Linked DNA regions of Homo sapiens: region 2 is linked to region 1. The links are chromatin contacts, found by Hi-C in ENCODE. All regions are on one chromosome and are shown on one strand. Each heading gives the region's core, a stretch centred on a gene start or an enhancer-like site at or near the end of the contact. The rest is flanking DNA. Distances are from core to core; before and after follow the strand shown. Region 1 holds the start of TM9SF3 (transmembrane 9 superfamily member 3). Region 2 holds the start of FRA10AC1 (FRA10A associated CGG repeat 1).

Region 1 (5,547 bases), core at 2,109-4,608:
ATTCACTTTCCTCATCTACAAAATGGGCATATTACTCACCTCGTAGGTTATTAATAGATGAGTTAATAAGTGTAAAATACTTAGAACAGTGCATAGCCAGCAGGGCATGGTGGCTCACACCTGTAATCCCAGCACTTTGGGAGGCCGAGGCAGGCAGATCACCTGAGGTCAGGAGTTCAAGACCAGCCTGGCCAACATGGTGAAACCTCGTCTCTACTAAAAATACACAAATTAGCCAGGCATGGTGGCAAGCACCTGTAATCACAGCTACTAGGGAGGCTGAGGCAGGAGAATTGCTTGAACCCAGGAGGCAGAGATTGCAGTGAGTGGACATTGTGCCACTGTACTCCAGCCTGGGTGACAAGAGCAAAACTATGCCTCAAAAAAACAAAACAAAACAAACAAAAAAAAACAGTGCATAGCCCATTTTACTACAAAAGACATACTAGGTATTATCTGGAAACAATCTTCACAGGCAATTAACCTAAAAGGCCAGCTTCAGCTTCTAAAAGTTATTGTTTGATAATTCAATTCTACATGTATTTACTAAACACCTACTCAGCAACTTCCCCACACCAATGTCTCCTCTTCCTTTAGTATTATTCTCTCTTTACTAGCTACTTCTGCTTCTTTGACAGAAAAAAATAAATAAAACTCACTTGACATTAGCCTTTTCGGTACTACTATCTGGCTAAGAGGAATAGGAATGCCTAGTTTTTGAGAAATATTTTCAAGAAATTTAGAAAAAGCAAAAGATTTTGGCTAACAGTGAAAAAATAATATAAATGACATTTGAATTTTATGCTTATTTTTAGATGCTATTCTTCCCATAACTGTTTTTGTTTTTGTTTTGCTTTTTACAATACATATTCGGCCAGGCGTGGTGGCTCATGCCTGTAATCCCAGCACTTTGTGGGGCCAAGGCAGGCAGATCACTTGAGGCCAGTCGTTTTGAGTTCAAGACCAGCCGGGCCAACATGGCGAAATCCCCTTTCTACTAAAAATACAAAAATTAGCTAAGTGTGGTGGCGCACACCTGTAATCCCAGCTACTTGGCTAAGGCACGAGAATCGCTTGAGCCCGCAAGGCTGAGGTTGCAGTGATGTGAGACAGCACCACTGCACTCCAGCCTGGGCAACAGAGTGGGACTCTGTCTCAAAAATAAATAAATAAATAATAGGTATTTAATAATGGGTAACCAAGTAAGAGCAGTTCAATATAGACATGAAGTAATATGGATTCTAAATTTTTTGTCTAGCAACCATCTCATATATACCATATTATCTTTCGTGGCAGTCAACAAAAACCTTTTATCAAATATCTTATATGCAATTACTAGAATAAAAAACTGAAATAGTCCTAGCAATAAAACTGCATTGAAATTACACTTTTAATTTGTAAATTATTCTAAAGCCTTTATATACACCCAATTTGTAAAATTTTAATGGTTTCCCTAATCACAGCAGTGTAAGTCACAAGATTACAAGATTAAAAAGTAGAATACAGTACACTTTTGAGCTTATATGCCTGTATCACGGAACTACACATTGAGAGTTCTGAGTTTCATATGGTAACTTTTCCTAAGTGTTTTTTTAATTGGAAATATATTAGTAATAATATCATTAAACAGAAGGATGGATGCCCACTGAAAATTTAAAAATACTCAAAGACCCAAATCTATACATGGTCCCTGTATACTATGTGAAACAATAGCAGTTCTTAAACTTTGAGACAGCTTATCTGATGAAAGAACACAAAAGGAAATCGTTTTAAGCTGTTTAACCTCCCAACAAAATTATCTTAGGTGAAACACCACAAGTACAGTACAAAAACATGTCACCAATTCGAGATTTGTGTCTCTAAAGAAATACATACCTACACAGGTAAGAAGTTTCTGGCTGTGACCGAAGGTAGAACAGTCAAAAGTTTAGAGCTTTTATTAGCTAAAATAAGATCCCAGCTAGCCAAGGATCCAGCGAAAAGTTTTGTTGATTACAAATAAAATCGGATCCATTAAATAGGTAAGGACGACTGCTTCATTTCCTCACTTACCAGAAATGACATAAGACTCCCTCAGATCGTTCTGATTTAGTACAAACACAGTCTCTCATAGAAACTCCTATCATTAATGGTAAAGGTATAAAAAACAATTACTCGTCAAGCAAACTCTCAATTTACCTGACCTTCCTGCCTTGCTCAAGTCTACCACTCTGAAAACCACAGTTACAGCCCTAAGTGAAAGCCATTTGAAGAGTCGTTCACATGCACGTTTTGATGTGAGAATACCAATTAAACAAACTGCCAATCACCTTTAGGCCAAATGCAAAAGGGACTGTTTCTGGCCCTGACCTGAAGACTGGGAAACGTCAAGACCCTTTACTGTCAGAAGCTGCCTTAGTTAGAGACTATCGGGATGGGGGTCTCACTTAGGGGCTGGAAGGTGAGGAGAAAGTTACAAGAAAGGCCTAGGAATTGAACGCGTGTAGGTTGGGTGCACTTACAAGTAAGTATAAACTGCTCTTCAATTCAAGTTTATTAATGCTGCCCCACCCCAGGGTTTTAATCCGGTCTGGGCAGAAGCGGGCGATAAAAGCCAAAGGAGACCATAAAGTGTAGGATATTTCCTGGTTAGTGGCTGCCGGGTAATCACGATGCATCCATCTTCCTCGGCGTCGCAGCCCTCAGTAGCCAGAAGGCAGTCTCCTTCCCTGGGGGGCAAAAGCCCCGAGCCCAGCCTGCCCGTTGCCCCGCTCCCGCGGTGGATGAACCTCAACCCTTCCCAGGCTCCTTCCTGGCCCCAGGGTCCCAGGAACCCCGAGACCCTGGGGTGCGGCGCCACTGAGGCCCAGACCGGGGGAAGGAGACCCTGTCACTCGGGAGCGGAGCCCTGTCCCGGGAGCGCACGGAAATGCCTCCTCCACGCTCCCAAGGTTCCTGCTCCGCCAGGCCCAACCGGAAGGAGTCCTCGGGCCGCAGTGGGGCACCACCGGGCCGCCGGGCACTCCAGGCTGCGTGGGGCCTGCCTCAGTGGGCAACTGGGGAGCTAGCCCGGGGCGGCCGCGCCGGCCGGGGCGCCTCACCGTGTGTTCGTGCTCGTCCGCCCGGGTCCGGGGCAGCAGCAGCAGCAGCAGCCACAGCGCGGCGGCCGCCGCCACGCCAAGAGCGCCAGGCAGCGGCCTCATCCTCCGCGCCCCTCCGGCCCGGAGCCGGCTCACCGACTCCTCCTCCCGCCGCCGCCTCCTCCGCCGCCGCCGCCTCCGCCGCGGCCGATTCGCATCCACGGGGCGCGGACAGACGCACGGGGCCCGGCCCAGCCGCTGCCTCCTCTGCCGCCGCCGTCGCCGTCACCGCCCGCTCCTGAGCCTCCCCCGCCCCCCGCGCCTCCTCAGCCTCTTCCTCTGACTCAGCCACGTCATCCGGCCACCCCGGCACGCGCCGGAAGTGCCTCGCGACGCGGGGCCGCCACCGCCGCCGGGCCGAGGGAGGGCCCGGCAACCGCCGCCTGCGCGCCGGCTGCCCCTCGGCTCCTGGGAGCCGCGGCGCTACGGGCCTGCCGAGCACTCGGGCGGGCGCCGAGCAGGCTGGGCCCCGGCGCAGTGGCCTAGCCTGGACCGCAAGGCCGAAGCCGCCTCCGGGCCGCGTCCCGGTGTTTCGGGTTGTGTAACCTTGGCCAAAATGCTTAAGCTTTTTTCCTGGCTGCCAAATGGGGCCGATCGTCTGACCTGCTGCCTCCGGAACTTGAGGGATCAGATCAAATAACCCTTTCCTGGCGCTCGTCTGCCGCTGTGAATGAATCACGGGCTCCTGTAATCACCGTTAGGAGAGATTGTTAAACTCGTACAGGGTTGGATGTTTTAAAGTTACTGAATATTTACTGGACCCCTACTGTTCAATCAAGACATGCTAAGTTAGCTTGCCATTCTTGTTCATTTATGTGTTTACTTAACTATTTCTGGGTCTCCTCTTCCCAGTCATAAATATCTCTTGGAGTGTAAGCTCCTCGGAGCAGAGATCCTGTTTCCGTATTTCCTGTACCTAGAACAGTGCCAGATCCGTAGTAGACACTGAAACAAAAAATCTTTAAAAAAAAAAAAATATACGAATGTGGCACCACCATTTACACAGGCCACTAAGCCAAAAATCTCGAACTTGTCAGATTGTCTCTTCTCAGCCATCAGCAGTCAACAAGTTCTAGCATTTGGTCTCTTAAAAGTGGTTCAAGAGTTTATTTTTCCTCTCCTTCCTCTGCCAGTACCAACCAGTCTTCCGTATCACTATGTATTGCAAGAGTCTCACAAGAAGATATCCATCACTGACTGATCTTCCTCCCGTTTAACATCCCCAACAGGTGCCAGGGTGATGTTTTTTTTATTCTAAAAAGAAACCAGATTATATCGCTCACTCCCTTGCTTAAAACAGTTCTTCAATGTTAGGTAAATAAATCATGGAGTCACCACGAGGGCGTTCATCTGCCAGGCACTATTCTGAACGATATTGGCTCATTAAATTCTCACAGAAACCCTATGCAGCAGGTACGGTGAAAATGTTCCTGTTACAGATGAGGTAACTGAAGCACAGAGAGCTTGAGTGGCTTGCTGAAACACCAGACCCACTCAGTCTGGCTCCATAATAGGTCTTTTTGCTGGTAATGATTTACCAACTATACAGCCACTTTAAAAAAAGGAAATAGGTAAGTACTGGCATGGAATGATAACCAAGAGGTTCTGTTAAATTTTCAAGTTGAAGAAAATAAGAGTTTAACTTCATTTTATATGGCAATATGTTAGTCTGCCCATAGAAAACAATCTGAAAGATTATAACAAACTACTATCAGTGGTTAACTTTCTACTTTGTACATGCCTATAAATGTTTGGTTATTTTTTACAGTGAGCATGTGCTAACTATGTAATCAGAAAAAAAGTTCCCTGCTAAAGGATAAAGTCCAAATTTTTGCCTATTTTATCCCTAATTTATTTCCCTAACTTTACCTTCCACCAATTTCTATGCTCTGCATTCACCCGTATATATTTTTACACCTCTGTGCCTTTGCTCTTTATACTCCCTTTATCTGGCATGCTCTGCTTCACCTTGTGCCTTAGATATTATCCTTTCAGACCTAGCTGATGATCACCTCCTCAGTGAAACCTTGCATGATCCCTTGAGAAATGGAGCATTCCTTCTTTGGGATTTCAATAGCATTTGGCGTGTTGTGTTGTAATTATCTATTCACATTTCCTCTTCTACACTGCATTCGGACCTTTTTGATTGCAGGGACTATGATTTGTTTGTCTTTATATCTGTCCCAGCTGCTGAGATAGTGCTTGTCACATCATAGGTATTCAACTCTTTGCTGAATGAATGAAGACATTAACAAGTGAAAAGTCAAATAGCATAGCAAGATTTGAAGAATGCTTTCTAGATAGTGTAAGAAACATCACAAAGCAGTACATGATTAATTGCTGAATGAATCATACACCAGTAATTGCTGTAGAAATCAGAGGAGGCATCTTATACATCTTTGTATATCCTCCCGAGCACCTAGCAGGG
Region 2 (5,612 bases), core at 966-3,465, 2.9 Mb before region 1:
CAGGCCTAAAAGCTGCAGTGACTGCTTACAAGGTTTAGCAATCCTTCACTTTTGATTCAGAGTAGTAATAATCACTGTGTGTTTATCACCAACTTTGTTCTAGACATTGTGTTAAATACTTTACAAACAACACTTCTAATTCTGCAAGTTAGAAAGTTATCTTCATTTAGGAATGAAGTAATCAAAGTTAAGTAAATCTATTTACAAATCCAGTAAGTGGCTAATCTGCTGTACTTGATTCCTGCGCCCACAATTTCAATTACTCCAAATTTCCTCTCTGGAATATGATTTACTATATTCCAGGAGAATTACAGTATTTGTGAACAGTACATCATCAATTGATGAAAATTTTCCTGTAATCTTTTTCAATATATGTAGAGATTTCCATTTTCTTTTGAGTTTCTTTAAGGTAAACCACCTTGCCCTTTGGATTAGTCAGCTTTCTCTTGTTTCATTTTATTTATCCAGTTATTTTTGGAGAGTCTCGCTCTATTGCTCAGGCTGGAGTGCTGTGGCGCCTTGATGGCTCACATCCTCAACCTCCTGGGCTCAATCAATCCTCCCACCTCAGCCTCTCCAAGTAGCTGAGACTACAGGAGTGCATAATCACACCTGGCAAACTTAAAAAAATTTTTTTTTTGTAGATAAGGGGTTTCGCCATGTTGCCCACGCCGGTCTCAAACTCCTGGGCTTGAGCAATCCGTCCACCTCAGCATCCCAAAATGCTGGGACTTCATTTTAGAACTGAAATTCTTAGAAATGCTGGAAGACCTCAGTTGCCACTCAATTGTATTGGAAGAAGCTCCTAGTTCCAGCTTTGCACTGAATTTGGAACACACACTAAGAAGGAAGGATGGACTATTTGATGTCATACATAACTAATTTACATGGCTGGAAGGAACAGTCCAGGTTAAATGATATATCAAATTGTTAAAACTAATATAACGACAGCAAGTGCAGCTGGAAAAAGAGGAAAGAACTCTCTAAACTTCATTGCATTGGATCTAGGGTAAACGACATGTTTCTAGTCCTGGCTACCTTGAATAAGTCATTTCATCTCCCTGGACTTCATCTATTAAATAAGATAGCTACATGAAATAATCTTTAAGTTGTTTAAATCTTTAAATAACCTTTAAAGTCTGTAATTCCATTTTCAAACATAGGTGTGTGGGTATATACCTCTCTTCTCTGCCCCACTAAAATCCTAGATAGGAAGATGCTAGTTAAGGTTGGAGATGAAGGTTTGAAAGCCCGAGTTCCAACTCTACCCTCCCTTACATCTGTTATTGCCTTACACACCTGGATTTTACACCCTTTTTTAGGTCAACTCCAGCTGTCTTACCACATCTGTTCAAGCCATATTGTCCTCTCACTCTTTGTCCTATGTCCTCACGTTCTTTACATCTTGATGGGGGACAGCTGTAGTGTGTTTAGAGATATATTCTAGGATCAGCCTACTAGATTTCACTGCTTGGCTCTGCACTTTCCATTTGTCTTTCTTTGGGCCTGTTCCTTAACCTCTCCAAGCCTCAGTGTCCTCATTTATAAAAAGAGGCTAGTAAGATGGCTGACCTCATACGAATGGAGATTAAAAGAGTTGCCTCATCTAAAGGGTTTTAACGGTGTCTTGTACAGTGAAACCCAGTAAATGTTACATCATCATCATCATCTTTTCCCTCGCCCCAGGACACGACTTCCTATTCTTGCTCCCACTCTCCCATTTCTTTATTCGCTGGCCGCTCCATCCGACCCATACCTATCTTAACTCACTGGTTGAACTAAAAAGCTCTCACTCACTTCAGGCCTACGAATCAACTGACAAGAGCGGGGAGAAACTCAAAAACGGAGATGCCAGGTGTCTCCAGAATCTGTCATCCAAAAAAAAAAAAACCAAACCAAAACAAAAAAAAACCCGACGATCAGCTAGTACTATATGAAAAACAAGTTTTGAGGTCCTTCTCCCTGATGCCAAATATACCCACAGCCCTCCTCACACACCCTTTCCCTTCCTCCCTGTGTGCCAAGTTCGCCCCCGGAGTCGTCGTTTCCTTCTTTCCCGGCAGCTGCAGCGACGACCCACGGCCTGAGAGAGCCGCTGCAGCACAGGTCCCGTGCGCCCTGCCGCACAGCCTCGCCACAACCACCACCGCCGCCGCCGCCGCCGCCGCCGCCCGCAACCCGCCTCTCCCTACGGGTCCCGACTGGGCACCACTTCCGGTCCGACACGGCCACGTGTTACATCTAAATGGCACCGTCCCCCGAGTGCGCCGACCTTGTGCTACAGCCAGAACAGCTCCGGGAAACAAGGGCAGCGGGAGAAACGGCCCGGAAAGGGACGAAGAGGCTTCCAGCTTTCGCCAAGTCGCGGCTCCCAGTTTTTCCCTGGGCCTCCTTCCTTTCCCCTCTAGGGAATCCGGCATCTAGTACCGCTGGCACTGCTTGCTGCTTAGCCCACGCCTCTCATTTGAAAATATATTTTGTTTTACCGTGCCTATCACCTGCCGTCCTCTCTCTAGTAACCTTAGTAACGCCTCCTCGGAGGATCCTCTCAGAGCAGCTCATCAGCGCTTCAGATCAGCCTCTCCCTCCTTCCCCCAGTAAAACAGTTCTCATAATTAGAACAAAAATATCTCTCCATCGTTTCGCCACCCACACAATAGATACCATTCCAAAAGCAGTGCTGATGGCAGAAGAGCTCATCGAATTTGTGAGGAAAGAAAGAATAGGAGGAGAGATTTCTCAGGGTTGAGGATTCTCTGCCGACAAGCGACCTGGCACATGCGAAAAGGGATCCAAAATAGAATCTTAAAAAGAAGAAGAAAAAAGGCAGGAAAAGTTGGATTATTTTAAGCGCCACTAGGTTCTTCCTGTGCTTTGCGTTTTCTACATCACGACGCCCCACTCTTTCCACTCTAGTTGTTTGGTTCATGTCTTGTCTCTCGCTGGCATTAGCAGCTATTCATTTTTTGCTTCCTCCTCAGTACCCAAAACGGTGCCTTGGAAATCACAAGTGCTAATTAAATATTTGTTGAATTGAACTGGCACGCTTCTGGCGTTTACAGTGGGCCCTTTTTAGAGAAAACCTTGGCACTTAATGCACAGTCATTTTACATCTTTTGCCCTAAACAGTAGATAACGATATCCTTATCAGTTCAAGTCTCTAACCCTGACAATAAATTATAGATACATTCTGCTTTATCCATTGCACTGAATGTGATCTTAAAAGGCTATAAGATAAATTAAATTATTGTAAATTAACTTATTCCAAAATGCAATCAGATTATACTTCAATAAAAACTTTTACTAAAAAAAGTGAAAGCAATAGGAAGCCTTACAATTTGACGTTATAGTATATGGAATTATTTTGTCAAGCAGTTTCTTTTTTGGTAAATATATTAAATATATAATTATTTTATTGTTAATAAAACTAAACAGACCTATACCTCATATCCAATTTCCTTTCTATCCATATTTGACATTTATTAGCATTTTTCTACCATCCCTAGCATCTTCTTGTTTGTTGCTTCATTTTACTCTTCCAACAACCCTGTGCTGCTGTGTTATTAGCCTCATTTTACACATAAGGAAGAGAGGCACAGAACCTAAAGCCACAAACCTGGTGAGGGTCGAGAACTGGGTAGTACTTGTGTCTGTCTCTCTATAAGACCCAGTTTCTCTCTCTCTCTTTCTCTCTTTTCTCTCTCTCTCTCTGTCTCTCTCTCCCCCACTTCATGGATTGTGTGGGAAGTAGCTTCTGGTTCCAACATTTCTAAGAATTTCAGATCTGTTGCTACCAGTCCATTCAGGCAAAGATTTCCATTTTTTACTTTGAGACAGCAGTTACTGAAAAAGAGTAAATAGAAAATATATATTAGGCATAGATTGCATGATCTGAACTAGAAATAATACAGGATAGAAAACCCACCTGCTTAGGAAATCTCAAGTTAACAATTATAGCTCAACAACAATAAAAAACACAAACATTTATTCAGTGCCTACTCTGGGCAGGACACTGCCCTAGACATCAGGGTTACAGGTATGTAACAGCAACTCCTTATCCTTGAAGGTTGACTAGTAAGACAGACAATGTGTGGAATAACTACAACAATATATTCTATCATATACCAAGTGTCTAGTACATGCATGAACCTGTTGTTCCTAATTTATAAAATATGTTATTTCAATGGATATGAAAATTTAAATGTGCACCAATGCTATGTAACTCAAAGCAACAAAATACTATATTAAGTATGTGGTCAGGATGAGGGAAGTTGGGTGATGATGGTGGTGATAATACCAAGTAATAATTCTGATATAAACTATGACTGTGCATTCTTTTTTATTCAAGACCGAGTCTCACTCTGTCACCCAGGCTGGAGTGTAGTGGCGTGATCTCAGCTCACTCCAACCCCTGCCTCCTGGGTTCGAGCAATTCTCCTGTCTCAGCCTCCCGAGTAGCTGGGACTAGAGGCGCACACTACGCCCGGCTAATTTTTGTATTTTTTTACTAGAGATGGGGTTTCACCATGTTGGTCAGGCTGGTCTCGAACTCCTGACCTCAGGTGATCCACCCACCTTGGTCTCCCAAAGTGCTGGACTTACAGGCGTAAGCCACCGCGCCCAACAAATGTGCATTCTTTCTTTTCTTTTCTTTTTTTTTTTTTTGAGACAGGGTCTCACTTCATCACCCAGGCTGAAGTATAGTGGTGCCATCTCAGCTCAACCTCCACCTCCCGGGTTCAAGCCATTCTCCTGCTTCAGCCTTCCCAGTAGCTGGGACTACAGGTGTGAGCCACCATGCCTGGCTAATTTTTGTATTTTTAGTAGAGGCAGGGTTTCACCATGTTGGCCAGGCTGGTCTCGAACTCCTGACCTCAAGTGATCCCGCCTTGGCCTCCTAAAGTGCTGGGATTACAGGGGTGAGCCACTGCGCCTGGCTGAATATGCATTCTTCTAATACTGTGTGTCTTTGAGAAGATTGCATTTTCCATGTTCTTTTTATAATATGATGCTGACACTTCTCTAACATAAGCTAATACCTATGGCCACAGCTTTGAATCTGGGCATGTCAGTGACTATAGCAGAAGTAATGCTAAGACACTTCTGATGCTAAGTTGCAAAAGGTGTTAGAGCTTCTGCCTGGGTTTGTCACTCTACTTCTTTAGCTGACATGGAGTGGAGCAGAGATGAAGTAACTTCACTGAGCCTCACCCAGATTGCAGACTAATAATCAGAATAAGTATAATTGTTTCAAGCCACTAAGACTTTGAGGTTGTTTGTTATATACCGATAAATATCCAGAACCATCTGCTGTCTCACTTAACCTCCATAACATTTGATGTTATGGAGCCACGCTGGGCTTTCTTTGTTTCTTCAACATGCATGCCTCTTCAAATTTACCATTTCCTCTACCCGGAATGGTCTTAAACCCTTTCTGTTTGCCTCCCTAACTCCTCTTTATCCTTCAAAACTCAACTTAGGTGAAGGAAAGGCCTTTCATGAGCATCTCTCCCACAGACTAGATAGGATTACTGATAATATGCACATTACTTTCCATTGCACTTAGCTACATACGTAGTAATAATTTAGCCCTGTTTCCCTCACTGAGATGC

Evidence for each region. A loop is a pair of places that touch in the nucleus more often than their neighbours do. Pooled maps may share reads with other maps.
Region 2: a map of CD8-positive, alpha-beta T cell shows a loop between it and region 1 (16-fold over the local background). The contact joins the promoter of FRA10AC1 here to the promoter of TM9SF3 in region 1. A Hi-C loop is called at or near these places in 2 of 168 maps with a recorded cell type or tissue (CD8-positive, alpha-beta T cell and naive thymus-derived CD4-positive, alpha-beta T cell) and 8 of 50 pooled maps.

Annotation. Positions count from the first base shown.
Region 1 is chr10:96,583,654-96,589,200 of GRCh38, forward strand. It overlaps TM9SF3 (transmembrane 9 superfamily member 3), which reads right to left and starts at 3,359. Exons shown (of 15, transcript NM_020123.4): 1 at 3,081-3,359. The coding sequence starts at 3,182. It overlaps LOC105378443 (a long non-coding RNA gene), which reads left to right and starts at 3,411. Exons shown (of 3, transcript XR_946220.4): 1 at 3,411-4,690. RefSeq lists silencers at 3,019-3,588, 5,523-5,547 and an enhancer at 4,467-4,526.
Region 2 is chr10:93,700,377-93,705,988 of GRCh38, forward strand. It overlaps FRA10AC1 (FRA10A associated CGG repeat 1), which reads right to left and starts at 2,216. Exons shown (of 14, transcript NM_145246.5): 1 at 1,999-2,216. RefSeq lists an enhancer at 2,205-2,504.